Linked DNA regions of Homo sapiens: all the other regions are linked to region 2. A link is a contact called in ENCODE Hi-C or POLR2A ChIA-PET data. All regions are on one chromosome and are shown on one strand. Each heading gives the region's core, a stretch centred on a gene start or an enhancer-like site at or near the end of the contact. The rest is flanking DNA. Distances are from core to core; before and after follow the strand shown. Region 1 overlaps LOC105370651 (a long non-coding RNA gene). Region 2 holds the start of LINC01550 (long intergenic non-protein coding RNA 1550). Region 3 has its middle 74 kb from the start of LINC02295.

The links. Hi-C counts contacts between places; a loop is a spot of excess contacts on that map. ChIA-PET counts read pairs that join two places held with the same protein, here RNA polymerase II (POLR2A). Pooled maps may share reads with other maps.
Region 1: a loop to region 2 is called in a map of CD4-positive, alpha-beta memory T cell, with 4 times the contacts of the local background. The contact joins the enhancer-like site here to the promoter of LINC01550 in region 2. A Hi-C loop is called at or near these places in 5 of 168 maps with a recorded cell type or tissue (CD4-positive, alpha-beta T cell, CD4-positive, alpha-beta memory T cell, GM12878 and 1 more) and 9 of 50 pooled maps. POLR2A ChIA-PET finds 5 or more read pairs at or near these places in 9 of 52 experiments (CD4-positive, alpha-beta T cell, CD4-positive, alpha-beta memory T cell, activated CD4-positive, alpha-beta memory T cell and 5 more).
Region 3: a pooled map shows a loop between it and region 2 (3-fold over the local background). The contact joins the enhancer-like site here to the promoter of LINC01550 in region 2. A Hi-C loop is called at or near these places in 4 of 168 maps with a recorded cell type or tissue (CD4-positive, alpha-beta T cell, CD4-positive, alpha-beta memory T cell, CD8-positive, alpha-beta T cell and 1 more) and 9 of 50 pooled maps. POLR2A ChIA-PET finds 5 or more read pairs at or near these places in 8 of 52 experiments (CD4-positive, alpha-beta T cell, CD4-positive, alpha-beta memory T cell, GM12878 and 4 more).

What each region holds. Positions count from the first base shown.
Region 1 is chr14:97,722,583-97,726,557 of GRCh38, forward strand. The region is part of intron 2 of LOC105370651 (a long non-coding RNA gene); the gene reads left to right. Among named protein-coding and RNA genes, the nearest start is that of LINC02291, 38 kb to the left of the region's middle. Within about 2 kb of position 1,460, at least 3 of the 41 ENCODE cell types and tissues checked have a DNase peak (open chromatin) inside an H3K27ac peak, as active enhancers do; they include CD4-positive, alpha-beta T cell, where a contact is called at or near this core.
Region 2 is chr14:97,976,660-97,981,074 of GRCh38, forward strand. It overlaps LINC01550 (long intergenic non-protein coding RNA 1550), which reads right to left and starts at 1,465. Exons shown (of 3, transcript NR_015430.2): 1 at 1,318-1,465. RefSeq lists an enhancer at 1,465-1,964.
Region 3 is chr14:98,207,820-98,212,288 of GRCh38, forward strand. No RefSeq gene overlaps it. Among named protein-coding and RNA genes, the nearest start is that of LINC02295, 74 kb to the left of the region's middle. Within about 2 kb of position 2,597, at least 3 of the 41 ENCODE cell types and tissues checked have a DNase peak (open chromatin) inside an H3K27ac peak, as active enhancers do; they include CD4-positive, alpha-beta T cell and CD8-positive, alpha-beta T cell, where a contact is called at or near this core.

The DNA.
Region 1 (3,975 bases), core at 210-2,709, 250 kb before region 2:
TCATTTTTTTCCCCTAATTTTCTATTTTAACTGCATCTAGTTTTCTGATTGAAAGTGACATTGAATTCCTGGAAGTAAGCTGGGAAGAAAAACTCATTCTATGAGTGAATACACTTGGCAAGAAGTAGTGGGGCTGTAATTGTGATAGTAACAGTGTTACTAGAAAACATCGGTGACTGCTATTGTTATGTGTTATGCTGACTATAATTTGTACTGCATTAGAGGAACGTAATCAGAGAAGACTTGGAGATATCAAGTCTTGGAGTATTACTGATAAATAAATAGAAGTAATTCTAGACTGTACAAGAAAGAGTTCAGTTTTAGAAATTTTAAGTTTCGAGTGTTTACTCAAAACTCATACAGAAGTGGAAATGTCTGGAAGAACAAAAGGACAGAAGAATGCATGGGTGAAAAATCAAAGGAGGGATCTTGGCTCCAGGAGACATGTGTGAGTTCTGCTGTGGGGCTACATTTAATCATGTCAGAGTTGAGGTTCTTGCTTTAGGAGCAGTTACTTAGAATGAGATGTCCGGGATTTGTCTTTTTCTTTTATTTTACCCAGAAAGAAATGGAAGTAACTAGAGTGTCTGTTATACTGTTGCAAATGCGGTTCTGGAGCAACAAAGATTGATCAAAGCTGGAAGCAGGGCTTTGGGTATTGTCTGTTTTCAGAGAGTAATTGAAGCCACAGGTCGGACAAAATGGTCTGGGGAATGGACAGGGAGCAAGGTGACCCCAGTGTGTTGGAGGGTGCCAGAGCTCAGGGCAGGAGTCCCAGCTGTGCATGGTGGTGGCAGCTGCCCCGCTTGCCAAGCCCAGGTGGATGAGGTGGGCAGTGGGTGGGGGGCACTCATGCACCATCCACAGAGAGGGTTAGAAGCTAGAGTACTTTGCAGATGTCAACAGTCGATTGCAGACAATTAGGAGGCTGCCTTTTTTCTCCTTCTCCCAGGACCCCTAAGACAAACTGTCTGAACCATAACAGTTGAGTCTGAGGATATCAAATAAGTAAGGCAAAGAGAGACCCCGTGGAATAATTGTGGTTAGTGGCTTGCGGGGCTGCGGATGGGCTGTGGGGGGCGGGTTGCTCAAGAGAAAGAAACTTGCTTTTAATCAATGTGCTAATCCAGGACATAAGGTCTCCTTTCTCTCCCTCCCTTGTTTCATTTCCCAGGGCTCAGTCCCCATTCCCACCCCCTGCTCCCTCCCCATACTGGTTGAATGGAAATTTGGTCCAGTTTTTTTTTTTTTTTAATATAGATACATTAAAAAACAGACACTGATCTTCAAAGAAGGCTGCAATTTCACTGGCGACGGAATGTTTATAGCCACAATTTGTTTGGTTCTGATAAAATGCACATGCCCCGTTATTCCATTTTATTTTGCATCCCAAGCCAGGCTTGCTTCTTACATTGGCCTGTGCCTCTCCTAGTCAGCAAGACAGAGGGAGACAGAGAGACGGAGAGAGACAGAGAGACCTTCCTCGAGCTGTGGCTACATCTGCCTGTGGGTGTCCTGGACTCCATGGGCCCAGAGGTCATTGAATGTGGCGGAAGGAGACACAGTCCAGGAGTGAGGATGACCAGCCAGAGGGAATTTCAGGCACTCCCAGAGATACGTTATGCCCCATCAAGAGAAACACCAGCCTTCCCAGGTCTCGCTGAAGCTAGAAAATAATGCCCCCAGTTCTTCTTGGGAGATGGTGCAAGGGAGGTGAAAGAGTCTTGAAACTAAAAAATGTGGACTTAAATCTTAGCTTAGTCACTTTCCTGCGGTATGATTTGAACACAATTTTCTCCGAATTGGCTTCCCCGTTTGAAAACCAACAGCGTCTGCCCTACAGAACTGGTGTGAGAGTAAACAGATTAGGACCAGGTCAGCAGGACGGAGCATGCCCAGAAGAGAGTAGAAAGTGCAGTTTTGCCAAGGAGAGGGAATTGAGAGGAGTATTCTAGCCGGGAGGGCGGTGGGCACCCCAGCACACAGGCATGAGGAAACAGCATTGCTTGGGGGAGAAGTCTGAAGTGACTGGGTGTTTAGTTCAGAGATAGAGCAACAGGAAATGAAGCTGGCAGAACAAGAGGTCAGGTTGTGAGCCACTCTGAGGAGTTTAAGTTTCCTTTTGCCGGCCGTGGGAGAGCTTTAGGATTCTAAGTAGAGAACGATGTATGTTTAGATTGTGCCCTGGAAAAAAAAATGACCATTTGCAGCAGGATGGATCCACTGCAATGGTGGGAAGAAGAAAAGAAGTTAGAAAGCATAAGGGCAGGTAATGCTTCTCAGTACTGTGCATGCATTACTGAATTCACTGCGGCAGCAAAGGACACTGCCTGCAATGGTCAAGAGTTAGGACTCTGGGTTCTGATCTCAGCTCTGTCATGGACCAACTGTGGAATCTGGAACAAGGCAGTTACACTCGCTGTGCCTCAGTGACCCTATTTATAAAATGTGGATGGCAATAATGTTTATTGCCAATATAGATACTGTGAGGATTACATGAACTATTATTTTTTTTTTTTGAGACGGAATCTTGCTCTGTTGTCCAGGCTGGAGTGCACTGGTGCGATCTTGACTCACTGCAACCCCGCCTCCTGGGTTCAAGCGATTCTCCTGCCTCAACCTCCTGAGTAGCTGGGATTACAGGCGCCCACCACGACGCCCAGCTAATTTTTGTATTTTTAGTAGAGACGAGGTTTCCCCATGTTGGCCAGGCTGGTCTTGAACCCCTGACCTGCCCACCTCGGCCTCCTGAAGTGCTGGGATTACAGGCGTAAGCCACTGCACCTGGCCGACATGAATTTTAAATACAAAAGAAAACCACTGCAAAACACTTAAAGAGTGTGCATGGCAAATACAATACATGCACTCAATAAATGCTGCATATTATTTCCAGCTAAAATGTCAGAGCACTATGTGCTCTAACTAAGCAGTTTATGTATGTCATTCCATTTAATCTTTACATTTTCCCTGGAAAACAATTGCTACTTCTATATCTTTTTCTTTGCCTGATGAAAATTAAAGTTCAGAGAAATTGAATTCTTGCCCAGCATGATTAGATGCTACCTGGAGGAGCTGGGAAATAAAGCCAGATTTCTTCCAAAACCCATGGGCTTCAACATTGCCCGTTGAAAGAGGAAGAACAGGAATGAAAATCTCCAGTTCTTCAATCTTGAGTTGCAGGCAGTATATAAAAAAGCCAGTGGAGATATTGCTGATGGAAAGGCTTAACTTTATGCTTTTGGTAAGTGTTCCCTCCAGCCCCACTGCTTTCCATCAGCGTGTGTGTGTGTGTATGCATGTGTGTGTGTGTGTTGTGTGTGTGTGTGTGTGTGTGTGATTGGTCAGGCTGACTCTAGCCAGTGCTAATAATTCTCTGAGGAACTCTAAATGACACATTGCTGTTGATCAGATCAATCAGTCAAAGGGCACATTCTACATTTTTACTTTCACTGAAGTTTTCCTTTTTTCTTTCTTCCTTCATCAATTGAAATCTGATGAAGACAAACTCTTCTTAAAATCTGATAGGCTTTATTTAAGAAGATTTGTATGATTTTATTTGAAAAGTTAATTTTTAACTATAATTCAAAATTTCTCTGTAGGTAAAACCCTGGCACAAATTTTCAGTTCCCAGTGACAGAAAACAAAAGAATAATGAAATGCTGGGGTTGGAAGAGCCTCCAGCCCAACTCCCCACCTGGCCTGCAACCCTGCCACATTCCCTGGGTCATCTCACTCTGTCTCCCAAGACACAGAAGCCTCTGCTCTTGGGAATTCCTTTCTCTTAGAACCTGACACACTCTGGCTGTTGGAAAATTGTCTCTCATAGATAAGTGTCTTTCTCTGGAACCCCTCTAGGCCCCTCTGAACCTAAGTGGTCTCAAAAGCCCTTCTCTGGTCTTCCCTTCCCAAAAGTGGCCTTCTGGAATCTGTGAGCATTACTGTGTGTCCCTGAAGTCTTTTCTTCCATGGGCAGAC
Region 2 (4,415 bases), core at 215-2,714:
ATTTAGACTTTTCATATGTATAAATTTGCCATTTGAAAAGAAAGAGAAAATTCACTGCTATTCCCCAAGGCCTCGTTTTTGGGGAGCTCCTCTAACATCATGAACAGAGGCTTTGTGACTTCTAAAGTGATTAGCTCCTATCCGGAGGTTTTGGAACATATCTGTGCTCAGAAGCAGTCTGCCGGGGTGAAATTCTATCTGGAATAGTGTCCTAACCCCATCGGAGAGAGACTCTGAATTTTTAAAACGCCTGTTAAGGACCCCTGGGTATGAGCCCCGCACAAACATGTCTGCGGCACCCACAGCTGTGCCTCAATGAAGGCCCAATTTCTCCATTGCACAGATGAAATTGCAAAGGCCCAGCAATGTTAGCCAAATTCCCCAAGCTTAATGCCAGAGCCTGCTTCCACTCCAGGACAAAGTGGTTTCAAAGTCCATACTTGCCCCACCCTGGTGGCCTGCCCTGGGGAAGGTCACTGCCAAGAAGGCTCCTGGGCCGTCTTGCAGCTGCTGCCTCTTCTTTTAATTACGAAAGAAATGCATCATCATGAAAAATCAACAATACACAAGATATAAAGTTAAAAGGCAAAGTCCCCCCTCATCCTCTCTCTCAGCCCCTCAAGTATATTAGAAGATCTTTTTAGGGTTGAATTTTCACTCTGCAGGAGGGTGTTCTGTATACAAAGAATACGACCCTTTCTTCCTCTTTAATTTGCTTATAGCTGGTACATTTCAAAAAAAAATAAAAAGTGACCCATGCCTTTGATGTTTTTTTTTTCCCCTTATTTTTGTCAACATATTGTGGAGAATGCTGAGTTCTTTGAATTGTTTTTCCCTCTGACAGCAAATCACCAAGATGTACTTTTCCAGAGCCTAACATCCTTGAATTCACAAAAGTTCCAGTCTGGAGTCATAATGTGGAACGTAAGCAGTTCTAGTCAGTTCTGATCTTGGCAACATGAATTCTCCCCTTTCCCCGGGGAGACTCAGAAACCTGCATTTTCACAAGATTTCCCAAGTGACATGTGTGCACAACAGGGTTTGAGAAACCCTGTGCTGGACTCAGCTGCTTCAGAGAGAAGACACAGAACAATTGCCAAGCTATCAAAAAAAGCTCAGACTGACAGCAGAGAACTCAATAGAAATGCCCCATCCGACTGTTGAAACTCAGGCCCAAACTACTGCAAGAGAGTGGAGAACTGTTTCTCCTCTGAAAAGGCCCGATTTCGACTAAATGAAAGCAAAACTGTAGGGACCATTTCCCACCTAGTAGCTTGAAGCCCTACCCGGTCACCAAATTGGCCTAGCTGGTCCTACCTGCATTTGGTAAGAGCCGGGGATTGGGACGAGGCAGAGAGCAAGACCAAGCTGGTTTCCTCTCCGGTTTCCTCCGGGGTGGCTGGGTCCCAGGTCCTGCCCCCGCCTCGCCCTGTGCAAGCTCGGTGCAGTGCAGCCCCTCCGGCTCTCGCCCCACAATGCCGTGCGCAGGCTGGCAGCAGTTCAGCTGAGGACTAAACGCTTGGCTCAAGTTCAACACGGCTGCCAAGATTTGGCAACCAGAGAGTTGCAGGGAAGCAGCAGGCTGCTAAACCCTTTCACATTTTTAATTAGATCCACACACCCATGTCTTTGAGCTATCATAAATATACAGATGACATAGAGAGTATTATTCGGGGTTAAAAAAAAAAAAAAGGAAGCAAACTCTACTAAGGTACAGCTTACCTTATTGAAATAATTTCCCTATCACTAGTTTGAGGGCTGAGGAGGAAAAAGAGAAGGTAGTGATATTTGCTTAAGTAGAACCACATCTGACAAGGGAATCTACCCAGGATCTGGAAAACACAGGTCTCGGCTGCCTTGCTATCTTCCTGGGCTTCGAGAATATCACCAGAAGAGGGCATTCTTGGCGCCGGCTCAGCCCTGTGCAGCCCGGAGCTGGCAGGCAGCAGTGCTGGAGGAGTCATCCCTCAGGCCACTCCCACCTCCCGTTCTTGGGGATAGCTTTAATATCGCCACGGAGCAGAGAGGTTCTCTCCTTCGCCCTAAATGCAGCAACTTTTATACTCCATGTTGCCTTACTATTCTTCTCGTTTTATTTCCTTCTCTGGATTGTTTTTGGGTATCTTCCCCTGGAAAACAATTGCAGATGCTTCTAAATTTTTCTAAGTCCTGTGCCGCAACATGCTCAGCTTCTTCCCCTCAGAACCAGCCTTTCCCCTTGCACTCAGCCCCTGGGCGATTCTCCCTCCGGGGAGGAAAGAAGATTCAACTCTTGATTCAAATGCTCCGGATTTCACTCTGGTTTCGCTGTGTGGCTTTGGACATAGGATTTAAAGCCTTCACGTTGGTTCCCTCATCTGAAAGATCCCAAAGCAATTCTGGCCTCACAGAGTGGCTCTGGGGTTTAAATCCTATGTACAAGGCTCGTAACACAGTCAGCACCCAACACTGAATATTCGATAGAACATGTGCCTTGTAGACAGTCAGCTAACAAACAACTCCACCAAAACAACAGTGCTAGTCCTTAGTCTTCTTCTTCCCTGAACTGCTTCTCCTCTTGTTTGTGACAAAGGCCACCCATGTTTCTCAGACAACTAACCCTAGTCTGATCAACTTGCCGTAAGATGAGAGTGAGCCCATGCATTGGTGTGCATGCCCTTAATTTAAAAGACATGTTAAAAAGGAAATGAAACACTTGAAATGCAGGAAAGAAGTGCCTCTGGTTGTCCCATCTGAGAGCACAAAGTTTATAAATAGAACCATCACAAGCATCAAACACGAGCTGTGCTAAGGCATCAAACACACATACATACACACACACGCACACACATGTTTGTGTCCTTGGCTTATGGTGAACAATTTGTACACCTTTCAGTGGCCCCCGCAGAAAACCAGAGCTTGTAGTGGACACTTGGCAGCATTTGGTCTTTTCCTCATCCTTCCTTCATTTATTTTTTCTTCACATATGACTTGAAAATAGAGCATGTTTTACTGTGGCAAAATTCCCTCTATACTTGACCTGCAAACAGGACAGTCAGGCTAACTGGGATGACCTGGTCCAATGAAGTGGGCTGGAGACAATTCTACGCCCAATAGGCACCTTTCAGCAGATGGAAAGGGTGAGGACAAACAGGTTGGTGGGCCTCAGCACCTCATCTTTTCCTGTAGTCTCTCTTGCTCCCCAACACCTCACTATCTCCCCCAATCCCCAGGTACAGGGGATTTCCTTTCACTAGAAGAAGAAAGGATACAAGCTTCTTATGCACGTGTGCACACACGCACACCCATTCATGCTCACAGACACTGAAACAAGACCCTTACACCAGGACTGTTCCACTTGGAATACAGAGAGCAGTAATGGCTCCCACAGCCATGAAGACCCAGGCTGAGTCCCACTTGCCTCTATGGTCCTGATCAGGCTCTGACAGGGAGCACACTGCTGCTCATGATTAGTTATTTATACATGAGGAAGCAGCAAATTTCTATGAGAGTAAAGTAAGATATGATCCACATCATGCTTTCCTGGAGCAAAAAGGGTCAAGCTGAAGCCGGTCTCATTCTCTGAGCTATCGTGGGCTGCACCTACACGTCCTTCCCACAGACGCATTGAAGGAAACGGGCCCTGTGACACCCTGACCCTTTCTGCACTTTATGTAGGGTGAAGGAGGTAGGCTGGGAATTAATACATGCACTTCATGTATTTAAGGGCCATTCCCTAATAGTACTCTGAGACTTCCTGGGAAATATTATTAACTCAGGACTGACATGTATTAGTCTGCTTGAGCTGCTATAACAAAATACCACAGACTGGGTGACTTAAATCCCAGAAATGTATTTTCTCAGTGTTCTGGAGGCTGACAAGTCCAAGATCATTTCTGGCTGGCCTGGTTTCTGCTGAGGGCTCACCTCTTGTCTTGTAGACAGCCACATGGCCCTCCCTTGGTGTGTGTGCCTGGGGAAATAGCATTCTGGTGTCTCTTATAAAGACACTCATTCTATCATATCAGGACTCTACTTTTATGACCTCAGTAAGTCTTACTTCCTTCGAGCCCCCATTTCCAAATATGGCCATACTGGGGTTTAGAGCCTCAGGATATATATTTGGAGGGATAGAAATTTTCAATCCATAATAAAAGCATTTTCGTACTTTTGTGCATTTTGTACTTTTGGAAGGAGATGGAGTCAGATGGAAATTCTGCTCACTCCGCCACCCACTAGCTGTGTGGCCTTGTATAAATCTATTAACCACTCTGAGTCTTATTTTCCACTTTTGAAAAACAGGGGTTAAAAATGCTTTCCCTAGAGTGTGATTGTGAGTAATAGGTTAGAGTAATATATACACAGTTCCCGGCCAAGGGAGGCACTCAAAAAATGCAACAGCCATAGTGGTAGTTGATACCATTATTTATTATTTG
Region 3 (4,469 bases), core at 1,347-3,846, 230 kb after region 2:
AGAAAGGCTCATAAGAAGCAATGGAGTGCATAAAGCAAAGAAAGGAGAGAGGGAGGGGCAGAGGGGAGAAAGGGAAAGAGAGAGAGGGACGGAGGGAGGGAAGGGAAAGAAGGGAAGAGAGAGAAGAGGGGCAGAGGGGAGAAAGGGAAAGAGAGAGAGGGATGGAGGGAGGGAAGGGAAAGAAGGGAGAGAGGGGGAGGGGAGGAGAGAAGAGGAAAGATCCCTCATTTCTACTGTAACTTGCTGGCTTGAATTCATTTAGAGAATGGGAGGAAAGGGTCCATGATCAAAAGGAAGAAGAGAGTGGATTGGGTCCAGCAGCATGTAGACAGTCTCCCAAATCTACTTCCTCCTTTGCTCACGTTTGCCTGTGTGTATGCACTTATGCATCTGTGTGTGTGTGAGAGTGTGTCCCTGTGTATCTGCACATGTGTGTGAAGAGACTTATTGGTCATCCTGGACCCATGTCCATGGGTCCCTTAGCCCTGCAGGTCTGCTTTCAGCAGCAGCTGGAAGGTGAATTCAGTGTCACCACCCAGTGACTAGACAGACAGCCTTGTCCTCTTTGTGGACTTGAAGAAACAAAATTACCCCCAAAGTTTCACTTCTCTTGCTTGCTTTGCCATCAAGGTGGACTTTGGTGCTCCCCTTTCAGCTTTCAGAAAATGTGTGAGGCTCATGTGCTTTGGGGCTGCCCCTGGGTAAGAGGACATCAAGGCCATTCCAAATCAGATCTCCTGAAAGCTGGAAACTCCCTTCCCAGCTACAATTTCCTTTGGTGTATATGAAGAAGCAGGGGCTGGTGCACCCATCTGAGCCCTGTCCCATGTCACAAAGCATTTCTCAAATGCTCTGAGTTCAATAAAGCCCCAAAGTGCATTGTGCCAAGTCCTCTGTCCGATCCCTTGATTTTAAAAGTCATGCATATTTTGATTGAAATTTAATCCACATGTTCCTGATTTATTTACAATCAAATCATCGAAATATTATTTTAAGGGCTGTTTGATGTCTAGGAAACCTTTTGAGGTCTTTTTAATATGATTTTAGAAGCCTCTTTCCTTAGAAGCCGGAAACTTTGCTTTGCTACTTGTAAATAAACCCAGTGGAGATGAGTGACTTAAGTCTAGAAATGTCATGGCATTTGACAGGGGTTTGAAAACAGTAGAAGTCCTTTTTGCACCCAATAAGAGCTGCATTCAGATTTGCAGAACTTGCCTTCGCAATGTTCCCAGTAGCCCTTCGTCGAGGCATTCAAAGGCTACCATTTGTCCTAAATGTTTCATCACAATCCCCTTGTTTTCCAATGGGAAGGTCAGGCACTGACCTTTAGTGGGTACCCTGGGTACTGCGTTTGATGCCTCAAAGACAGGACCTCCTCTCATTTCTCCTGACAGCTTCCATGCCATGAATATCAGGATTTGCTTTCACCAATGGGGGGTGGGATATCCAAGAGGTTAAGTGACCTGTCTGCTGGTAGTCTTCTGAAAATATGGGATTGAGACTCAGGTTGGTCAGACACCCAGGGCACTCCACCCACATCACCAGGCCAACTCTCCACGTTCAGTAATAGAAAACAATACATAAGTATTGGAATGTTTCTTGCATTTGTTTTGAGCTTTGCACATGTGCAAATATCTTAAACAATCATTGTGGGCATTGCCAGGGAGAAATGTACAGGAAGATCACACAGCAGCGTCCTGCCAAGGTGGTGATGCTTATGTTAAAGCTGTGAGCTAAAATGATCAATTATTTCATTATTTTATTGGATTTTCCTGACACATTGTTAAGAAGGTGAGGCAAGAATTATTAATCTTACTTTAAATATAGAGAAACTGAACTAATAAATCAAGAGCAAAGAAGCCAAGGACTTCTCTTCATATTAGCAGAGGTCAGAAAGGAGCTAGTCCGTCAGCCTGAAGGGTTGCACCTTCGACATGGGCGTCTGGCAGCACATTGTGAAACTGTGCTCTCTAATTTGTTAGCTACTAGCCACATGTGGTTACTTACATTCAAAGTAATTCAAATAAATAAAGTTAAAAATCCCATTCCTCAGTCATACCCACTATACCTCAGGTTCACAATAGCCTCCTGGGGCAGGTGGCTGCCATCTTGGACAGCCCAGAAAGGGAATGTTTCCATCACTGCTGAAGGCCTTGCTGGACAGTGCACATCTGAAGACTCTGCACCCAGACCACCAACTTGGGGCATTTTAAATTAGTCACGTGGTCCGCCCCATCTCTCTTTTCCTTTCCATCCTTCAACAAGCTGCTATCCTCACTACCATCTGGGGTCCCTGTGACCTCCCTGTCTGTCCCCTTCTAATGCCTGGCCCAGGGGCAACCAGTGTTTAAACAGTTGCTGGAAGGCCTGGAAGGGCCTTGGCTCCTGGCAGCTCCAAGACTCTCAGTGGAGCAGTGCAGCTGCCTGCTCTGCCCTGCTGTGTTTCAACTAATCATCCACAGTGTGGAAGAAGGGGGCTCCAGGGGGAGGAGGAAGGAGACTTCTGGAAGGTGAGGCACAGCAGGGTGATGAAGAGCTGCCAGGGAGCCAGACATCTGTGCCCAGACAGAGTTTCACCGATACGATCTTTGTTACTATCCTTGTGAGAGATAAACAACTTGCAGGAGCAGCGTGCAGGGAGGAAGTGCCCTGCTGAGAAAGTGGTGTGCAGAGGCCAGACACTCAGCCCCTGCGGTCAGGCCCAGGGCGAGGAAGGCGGGGGAGGGGAGGAGGCAGCCCGGGCCCCCCGCACAGGTGACAGGAGTCACGGCGCCCACCACAGATGTCACCCAAGAGAGACGTGTGAGCCTTGGCACATGAGGTAGTAGAGGTTCTGTGAGAAAGAGGGGACAAAAAAACGGCAGAAGAAAAGTGGGGCTGAGCAGGTTGAGCTTTGTCCTGCATATCGAGGCTAAGGATTGGGATTTATAACCTGAATCTGCCACTTACCCGGCTACTCTGCAGTTGGGTAACTTCTCTAAGACTCAGTTTTACCATCCAAAAAAATGGGAGGTCTGTTTTCAAGATACATTGTCACAGTGTGCCAAGGTTTCTCCTTGAGCAGAATCAGTAAGTTGTTCTTCCATGAATCAGAGTTCAGATGGAGGATGGATGGATGGATGGATGAATGGATGGATGGATGGATGGATGGATGGATAGAAATTCTATTAAAGCATTTTGTTTTGTACAATGGATAGATGCATGCCTTTCTTTCCCAAAAGACTAGGAGCTATTCCAAGAAAAGGGATGGGTCTAATTCATTTGTAAATCTTCATGTGTAGCGCAATTCCAGATACACCTGCTCAGAAAAAAAAAAAAAATGAAAGGAAGAAAAAAAGGGAGGATAACAGAAAAGGAGGAAGAGGATGCAATGGGAACATATGTTAAACCTCAAATTCATTTATATATGAGGCACTGTCACTAAGATTTTTTCTGTGTGGATTAACTTTGGAGTATGGTGATACCTTCAGATCTGAGTTTGGGTTTAGAGTAAGATTGCAAATAAAAATATAGGATGCCCAGTTAAATTAGAATTTTAGAAGACCAACAAATATTTTTTTCTCAGTATGCATACACAATATTTAGGTCACATTTGTACTCAAAAATATCTTGCTCATTTGAAATTCAAATGTAACTGGATGACTTGTGTTTTATATGGTAACCATAGTTTTTGGAGGAAGAAAAAAAAAATAACAGGCCTTTGGACTTGTCATTAACCTACACGTGTTTGAGCACATTTCACCAACGAGCTCCTCAGTGAGATTTGGGGTAAAAGCCTAGTTAACAATAAGGGCACACTCTGCTTCCTGTTTTCTATGTTCCTTGTACAGATATCTTCCCCCAGGACAACACAATCACTTAGTCGAATACATATAATAGAAGCCTAAGTATAGCCAGTGATTTCTAACACTGGTGACTTGGAACTTTTGGAGGGATTTGGAAGTTTCAATGTGAATGGGAATGTCAGAGTGAAATGAAATATTCTAAGTGAATGAGAATGTTTAGCGTGAATTAGAATGGGCAGAATAAATTGAACACCAAACATTCAGCAAATGATCCAAGTCTCAGCCAACCCTGGTTTAATCTTCATTTGTGCTCCCACCTAAGGGCAAAAGTGACCCAACAGAATTATCTGAAACCCAGTAGAGGGTTCTGAAACCGTTAGTTTTTTATTTATTTCCAGCATGGCTTCACCAATTCATCCTTTGTCATGCATCAACACTTCGTAATACTATTTCTTCTTCTCTTAGGTCTTAATTACCATCCCCATTTCTCTATCACGTTCCCATGCTCATAAAACCAATTATTTCTGAGTTGGTCTTTTCTTTCTATTATTACCTACTGAACACCTCCCTTTCCGCACTAAGTCCTATTGTTGACAATAATTTGGTCAATCTAAATACACCATTTATTTCTGCCTTTTATTCTATGTTTCTTCTCCAAGTTCCCGAACATGAGGAGAAGTTTAT